Linked DNA regions of Homo sapiens: region 2 is linked to region 1. A link is an interaction called in ENCODE POLR2A ChIA-PET data of the cell type or tissue named here. Cell type or tissue: HepG2. All regions are shown on one strand. Region 1 has its middle 21 kb from the start of ALAS1. Region 2 holds the start of STAB1 (stabilin 1).

Region 1 (4,000 bases):
ACCCTCTCTCTTGATCCCATCCCCTGACCCTCTACAGCACCCCGCCCTGTAAACCTCAGGGGAGACCCCAAGCCTTCCGTGCTAGCTCCTAAAGACTCCCCCAGGGTCCTGGCTTCCCCAGGCTCCAGCCCCAGCTCCTTCCTGCTCTGCCCCAGTAGGCTTCGGGGGTGCCTCTCACTGTCTCCCTAAACCCCACAGCTGCCTTAGTCCTTGATACTGCTCCCAACTGTGCATTTGGATATTCTGGTGCCTCACAGCCTGGCACTGCCCAGTGCCCCTGCTGCATCTCTGTGCTGTCACCATCTCCCTGGGGCTGGGCCCCCTTCTGCCTGCTGCTCCTCAGGTCTCCAGGCCTGGCAGCCTCCATGCTCCCTCTTTGTTGAGGGTGCTCCAGTGTCACCCCAGCCTCCTCCTTATTGTCCTTGCTGCTCCTTGACACCCTCCCCAATTTATTCTCACACTTTCTTTGTAACCCCTTCCACTCCCCTTGGCCCAATAACCATTAGATCTTCCCAGTGAGACCTGGCAGCTCCCCCTTTCCCCATTCTTTGGCCCCTTGTCATTGGCCCTGTCCCATAGCTCCTGAATTTCTAAACCTTGCTGAGACAGTGGTAACTGGCCACTACCCCTCCCCAAAGAGGAGAACTAACCCCCTGCCAGTGTCATCCCAGTCACACCCCTTTTGGCCCTGGGCTAGTCACCTCTCACACTTAGGGCTTTGCGCAATCTGCCCAGCTCTGCTCCATTTTTTTTTTTTTTTGGGGACAGAGTCTTGCTCTGTCACCCAGGCTGGAGTGCAGTGGCTCGATCTTGGCTCACTACAACCTCCGCCTCCTGGGTTCAAGCAATTCTCCTGCCTCAGCCTCCTGAGTAGCAGGGACTACAGGCATGCAGCACCACACACGGCTAATTTTTTTGTATTTTTAGTAGAGATGGGGTTTCACCACATTGGTCACCCTGGTCTCGAACTCCTGACCTCAAGTGTTCTGACCCCCTCGGCCACCCAAAGTGCTGGGATTACAGGTGTCAGCCACTGCACCTGGCCGCTCTGCTTCTCTTAAAAGCCTCCTGTAGATGTTCCAGCTTCTAGTTTCCCTCTCACAGCTCGACATCCAGCCCTACTCACAATGTTGACTATGCGCCTCACAGGAATGCCCAACTCCCAGCACTTCCCACTGCCTACAGAGCAGAGGCCAAGCTCACCTGTGTGGCATTCGAACCTTCCCTGGTCACTGTCCAGGCTCCTGTGGGCAGCAAGATTCAGACAAGGGAGGGCTGGGTTCTGGTCCTGGTGCTTTCTCCACTGTAGGGCCTTCCTCATCTCCCTGTCCCTACCCCCACCACTCTTTTTTTTTTGAGGCAGGGTCTCGCTCTCTTACCCAGGCTGGAATGCAGTGATGCAAACATAACTCTAACCTTGAACTCCTGGGCTCAAGCGATCCTGCTGCCTCAGCCCCCACCACACTTTGACTCTTGGCCTCTACTCTAGCCCAAGGGCAGGAACTCCCCAAAGTGGGTGCAGATCCACGGCTCAGATCTTGAGCCAGCCGGGTTCCGGGAGGGAAAAAAGGCAAGGCCAGAGCTTGGCTGATGTCATGCCAATCTTTCCCAAACCAGCAGAGGCTTGTGCAAGGAGAGGTCACTGGAGTCCCTGCGTCCAGGTGGCATGACGGGGCACAGCGCATACACATAAACATGGACACACGGTGGAGAGGCTTGTGTTGACTTTGCGCCTGGGCCCCTCCCACTCACCATTTTTTTGTCGGACAAAAAAAATGTGTCACCATTGATTTGTCAGACAAATCTGGGTGACACAAGCCTGACTTCCAGCTGCCAGTACTGGAGACCCTGTGCCTGAGGGCTTTCTTTGCCCAGGGGGCCTTGAGGCCTGTGTGTAGGGCAGACAGGAAATGCCAGGTCTCAACCAGGGCTGCTAAGAATGGGTGGAAAAACCTCTCGACTCCCTCATGCCTCAGCTGGGGTGACCCTGGCATGTTCTGCAGCCTGTCCCACAGCTCTCCAGCAGGATTGAGCCCGGCTCTCCCACAGAAGTCACTTGCTTCATAACGCCCCCTCCGGTTGTTGCCTAGAATCACCTCCCAGATAAATGAATTACAATTATTCTTGAATCCTTTCCCAGGGTTGGCTTCTAGAGGAACCCAAACCAAGATACACAGGCGCAGGATCATGCACAGAGTCTCACATAGGCACACACACATGAACCACACACAGCACTCAGAGACATAGCCATGCACACACAGATTCAGAGATGCACATACAGATACAGTCAAACACACCCACACGTGTGCACACAGAGGCGCAGCCATGGACACACAGACACAGCTGTACCCCCACTCGCATACCTGTGCATGCACACAGACACTCACATACACAGACATGCACGCCCTTTCAGCCATGCATGCAGACACAGGTGCACACGCCCTCATCCATCACATATGATAAAGAGGGCAGCAGAGTGAACTGACAGGACCCTCCCTCCAGGACAACAGGGATCCTCAGCTGGATTAAGATCTGGCTCCTGTAGCCACAGTGGAGGAGGAGCTGGCCTGGGGGAGGCTGAGCAGCCAGAGCCCTGGAGTGGGGTTGTGGGATCCAGAGGAGAGGCAGCATATGGGAGGTCAGGATATCTGAACCAACGTTGGGGGCAGGATTTTTCAAAAAGATCCCAGACACAGGAGCCTCCCAGGTAGAGGGAACAGCTTAGAGCAGGTAATGGGCTGGAAAGGTCTGGCCCATGGGGTGATCCTGGTGGGGCGGGGTGCAAGGCGAGGCTGAAGAGGTGGTGGGGCAGGCAGGCAATGGAGAGTCTGACCTCATCCCAGGAGCATGGGGAACCATAGAGGGGCTTTGCGTGAGGGAGCACACAGTGATCCCCAGGGAGGCTGACAAGTACAATCACCCCACATCTGTCCGAGTCCATTTTGTGCTCGTCCAGGACCAGAAGACAAGGCCCCTCCTCTCTGGGGATCAGTCTCGCCCCTGCACAGGGTGGCTGCTCTGGCACTGAGTGTGTGAGTGACTTGTGGGGGTTAGGCTTACCTGAGACCCAAGGATGACTCATCAGAGGGGGCCTTTGTCACCTGAATGACCCCCTCGTTTCCTTGCAGCTGAGCTGGGTTGTGGGGAGCAGGACAGTCCCTGAGAGGTAAGGGAGCTGATGGGCAGGAGGCAGCGGAAGTGAGTCTGCACCAGACGGGCCTGCTACTGCCTGTCTCAGCCCCAAAAAGCTGTGCATCTCTTCTGTCCCACACTTGCCCTTCCACGGTCTGGGGCACCCACGTCACTGTGGAATACCTGCTTGTCTTTCAATACCCCCTCAACACACCAAATGCTTTCTCCTCCTCTTCTCAGAAACCCCTGATCCTGCCACCCGAGGGGCACCCCTGGTGCTGGGCTTGAACCCCCGTGAGGACACTCCCTGAGCTCAACCTGCTTGGTGGTCCTTTTCCTCTCTGGCTTCCTTGGAGCAAGGACTCTGGTGCTAGTCACCTGCTTCTCCCGCTGAGGCAGGCTCAGGGGCTGGTATACACCTGCCACTCCATTAGAGCCTGGTGACCCCACCACAGGCCCCGGCACACAGCTGGCATTCCCCGAACACTTGTGGAATTGAATCCCCTGTTCTTCACCCTACAGAAAGTCCCTGAGTGGAAGCATCGCTGGAGATGGTGGGAGGGATTCCCTGGTGCACTCAGGCTCACTGGTTTTGGGGATTGATTCATCAGACAAATCTGAGTGATCTTTCTTCGTGCCAGGCCAGGGCCAAGTGTTCCACATTCACCGGTGACCAGCAGGGTGTGGTCCCTGCTTTCAGGGAGCTCATAGTCATAGGGGAAATGAATGATAAACTCACAACATGTCAGGAGTGAGGAGCAGAGAGGCATGAGAGGGTGCTGGGGCGGGGTCAGAGGATGCGACTCTGAGGTGACGTTCAGGCTGAGGCCTGAAATATCATGAGCCAGCAGAATGATGACACGGCGGA
Region 2 (4,000 bases), 320 kb before region 1:
TCCCCTCAGAGCTTCCACTCCTAATATAGTTGTTCCTTGGTGTCTATGGGGGACTGGTTCCAGGACCCTCCTCAGATACCAAAATCTGTGGATGCTCAAGTCCCTGGTATAAAATGGAATCGAGGCTGGGAGTGGTGGCTCACATCTGTAATCCCAGCACTTTGGGAGGCCGAAGAGGGTAGATCACCTGACATCAGGAGTTCGAGACCAGGCTGGCTAACATGGAGAAACCCTGTCTCTAATAAAAACACAAAAATTAGCCAAGTGTGGTGGTGTGCGCCTGTAGTCCCAGCTACTTGGGAGGCTGAGTCAGGAGAATCCCTTGAAGCTGGGAGGCAGAGGTTGCAGTGAGCTGAGATAGCGCCACTGTAATGCAGCCCGGACAACAGAGAGAGACACCATCTCAAAAAAAAAAAAAAAAAAAAAAAGGCATCGAATTCACATATAATCTATGCACATCCTCCCGTATACCTTAAGTCATCCTTAGACGACTTATAATACCGAATACAATGTAAATGCTATGTACATAGAAAAGTCTGAACATGGGGTTGGGCACGGTGGCTCACACCTGTAATCCCAGCACTTTGGGAGGCTGAGGCAGGTGGATTACCTGAGGTCAGGAGTTACAGACCAGCCTGGTCAACATGGTGAAACTAAAAATTCAAAAATTAGCTGGGTGTGGTGGCGGGCGCCTGTAATCCCAGTTCTCGGGAGGCTGAGGCAGGAGAATCGCTTGAACCTGGGAGGTGGAGATTTCACTGAGCCGAGATCACGCCACTGCCCTCCAGCCTGGGCTACAGAGCGAGACTCCACCTCAAAAGAAAAAAAGTCTGAACATGTTCAGTAGAGATGCCATTTTATTTCCTGAATATTTTCAATCCAGGGTTGGTTGAACCCAAGTACAGGGTGCACAGATACAGAGGGCCAACTGCACTTACAGTGGCTCTCGGCTATGCAGGGTGCTGGGATAGAGGCCACGTAGCTGTGTTAGAGTGGCCAGCACTGCTGCAGCCCCATCCACAAGGAGTGGTCAGAGCCATAGGTCTCTGACAAGGAAAAAACTCGAATCTGAGGCCCCTCACTGACCTCTGTCCTCACTGCCCAGAGCATGAGGAGGTGGCGGAGGCCTTTGAAATTCCCTTGCATGGTACACAGGGGGAAACTGAGTTAAGGGGAGGGCAGGAGCTTACCTGCAGGGCTCTCAGCACAGCCCTGGAACCCTTGGCTCTTCCCCCATCACTGTCGCCTTCTCAGCCTCATATCTTCCTGTCCCCAGCCCTGGCCTGGTCCTGAAGCTGGTGAGGCCCTTCTCCCTGCTGCCTCTCTGAGGGACCACAGGCATCCAAGAGAAAGCGCCTGATGGTGGCAGGGGGCCTAGGCCCCTGGCTGGACTGCCTGTGGGATCCTGGGCAAGTCCTCCCCGCTCTGGACTTTAGTCTGGCCATCTGTGCCATGGGGATAGTGGTTGCTGCTCCAGGAGGCAGACACGCTCAGCCTCACAGGAGAGAGACTACCCCCATCACCAGGGTGGGAGGCTCTTCCAGAAGCTCCCAGAGGCCCCTACCATGGGGCCTGAGCAGACCTGCAGCCAGGAGCCTGTCACAGGGACCTGACCGAGGGGCTGGCTGTGGCTGCATACCAGGACCCTGTCTGCTCGCCAGCACACACGGATGGCCATCACAGGCAGGGGTTTGGAGCATGGCTTTAGAGTGGGAATGGCCTGTCCCCATCATCCTAGGGCTTCGGGTTCCTCACGAGGAGGACAGGAGGAGTTGCCCCGAGGCTGTGAGGATTCAAGGGGACCTGCCCGGGGCTGTGGCTGCTCTGTGGCAGCTCTGAGGCTGAAGTGTGTCCTTGCCAGCTGCTCATAACCCCGGACACTAAGGGTGAGTGACTCATTCTGCTTCCCGGTACTCTTGGGGCTGGACACAGGCACACACATGTGCACACACTTGCCCCACGTGAATCTGTAGTCCTCGGGGGTTGGAGGTGATCACATCTTCAACCCCCAGGTGAGGGCCACATAAGACCTGGGCCTCCGTCTGGGCCAGAAGGGCAGGACAGGCCTGCCTCTGTACACTTCAGCTGCACGCTGGGGAGCCCCGGCCCCGCATAGTCAGAGGAGGGTGGGCTGACACACCCCTGAACCCTGGGTGGCTGGACGCAGACCTCAGACTGGGGAGGTGGGCACAATAGCCAGCCCCCAGGCCTGCTAAGAGGCCAGACAGGCGCCAGCTGCGGTTTCTCCCCAGGCCCCTGCCCCTCCATGTCAGTCCCTCCCTGTTCCCACCGCTGGCCGGCAGGGCCCAGACGCCGTGTGCCCCTGCGACTGGCTCACACTTACCTGCCCCCTGACGAAGCTGAAGCCTGCCAGGCAGAAGGCCAGGAGGCAGAGTGGGAGGAGGCCCCGGGGCCCCGCCATGGCTGGTGGGCACGCTGTCCAGGACAGAGTCGGGGCGTAGGGAATGAGCTCTAGGAGGCAGGCACAGCACAGGCAGGCGGGACGGGGCGGGCAGTGGCCTTAAAAGCAGCCCGGAGGCCCCGCCAGCTCACCCCCACAGGAACCCGCCAGGATTTCCTCCTGCATATCAGCAGCCTGCAGGCGGAAGGGAAGGTGCTGGCCACTGACCCCCCATGGGCGGCCTGAGCCCTGCTCGGGGCTTCCCGGCTGGGACCCTCCTGGCATCACAACCTGGAAGTCCAGGCCACCATGAGCCCCGGGACCTGGGCTCTATCAGAGGTTCTGAAGCAAATCCAAAGGCACACGTGAACGAGTCCCCCGCCTGCGAGCCCAGTGTGTTTCATTCAGAGGCTCCTGGGGTGCTGGTCGGCGGAAGGCAGGGCAGCCCCTGAATGGGTCTGTCTGTTCCTGCCTCCACCTTTCCAACTCCAGGGCGCTCATGGGGCTCTGACTCGCTACAGGCACCCTGCTAGCCCACCAGACCCACATCCCCTCACTAGCCCCAGCCACTCCTGAGCCGCTGGTCCTGCCCGCCAACCCCCATCCACCCTCCCTGCCTCCCTATCTGCCCTCCACTCAGCAGCCCATGCTCAGCCAGCTTGCTGCAGCACCTCCAAACCCCTCTCCAGCTGGCTGGTCTCTCTGAACTCTCCCCAGACAGGTCTGCTCCAGCCGCGCAGGCCTCTCTGCTCCTTCAGTGAGCTCTCCCGGCATGTGCTGCTACCCTAGATTGTCACACTCTGGCTCCTTCTCACAGGTGGTCTCAGGTCAAGGGCCACCACTTCAGAGCGCCTCCCTGGTCTCAGCCTGCAGGTGGCCCTGCACCTGGTTCACCTGGCAGCACCAGCCACCAGCTGACATTGGCTTGTTTCATTTGTCTCCCCTGGAACATTGGCTGTGGAAGAGTAGGGGCGCTGTCTGGCTGATTCGCACAGTGGATGCTCAATACACGTGTGCAGAAGGAATAAATGAATGGAGGTGGCTACTTTTATGATCCCTCTGTTACTGGTGGGGAAACTGAGGCTCAGAGGGGCTGGGTAGCTTGTCTGAGGTAATCAGTTTTCATATCCAATCCCAGGGCTACTGTCTGAAGCCACCACTGCCTGCACAGCCAGCACCCCCAAGAGGTGCAGTGGGCCCAGGCTGAGGGCCTCTGCGTGCCAGGGCTGCACGTGGTGGGCCTTGCCTCCAGTTGTCACTACCCCCAACTGCAGACGGCGTAACAGTTGGGGAGACAGGAGTGGGCCAGAGCCCGGTGGCCATCTGTAAATGCTTTGGTAAAGGCCAGGTTGGGGAAAGTTTCTCCTCCCCAGCACACCTCCACTCCCATCAGTTTGGAGGGGCCTTCAGGCAGGCCTGAGATCTGGCTGGGATGGGGGTTGCAAGGGGAAACCCTCCCCACATTCCCCACACCCACAGTCTTCCTGGGGGTGAAGGGTCCTCCAGGCAGGACCCCCACTCTGCTGGCACCAAGGGAAACGGGGGAACAGAAGCAGGCCTGGGACCCAGGCTGGCCACGCCACCCACCTCTCCACAGCC

Evidence for each region. Peaks named below come from ENCODE experiments on the same cell type or tissue, not always from the same donor. Only the 100,000 strongest peaks of a DNase experiment are listed, where the experiment ranks them.
Region 2: POLR2A ChIA-PET joins it to region 1 with 6 read pairs; 1 of 35 experiments calls an interaction of 5 or more read pairs at or near these places.

Annotation. Positions count from the first base shown.
Region 1 is chr3:52,175,036-52,179,035 of GRCh38, reverse strand. No RefSeq gene overlaps it. Among named protein-coding and RNA genes, the nearest start is that of ALAS1, 21 kb to the left of the region's middle. In HepG2, no CTCF peak of the experiment used is centred here; DNase peaks (open chromatin) are centred at 1,225, 1,695 and 2,035; H3K4me3 peaks cover 1,082 bases.
Region 2 is chr3:52,493,836-52,497,835 of GRCh38, reverse strand. STAB1 (stabilin 1) reads right to left here and starts at 2,498. Exons shown (of 69, transcript NM_015136.3): 1 at 2,345-2,498. The coding sequence starts at 2,422. In HepG2, no CTCF peak of the experiment used is centred here; a DNase peak (open chromatin) is centred at 1,895; H3K27me3 peaks cover 265 bases.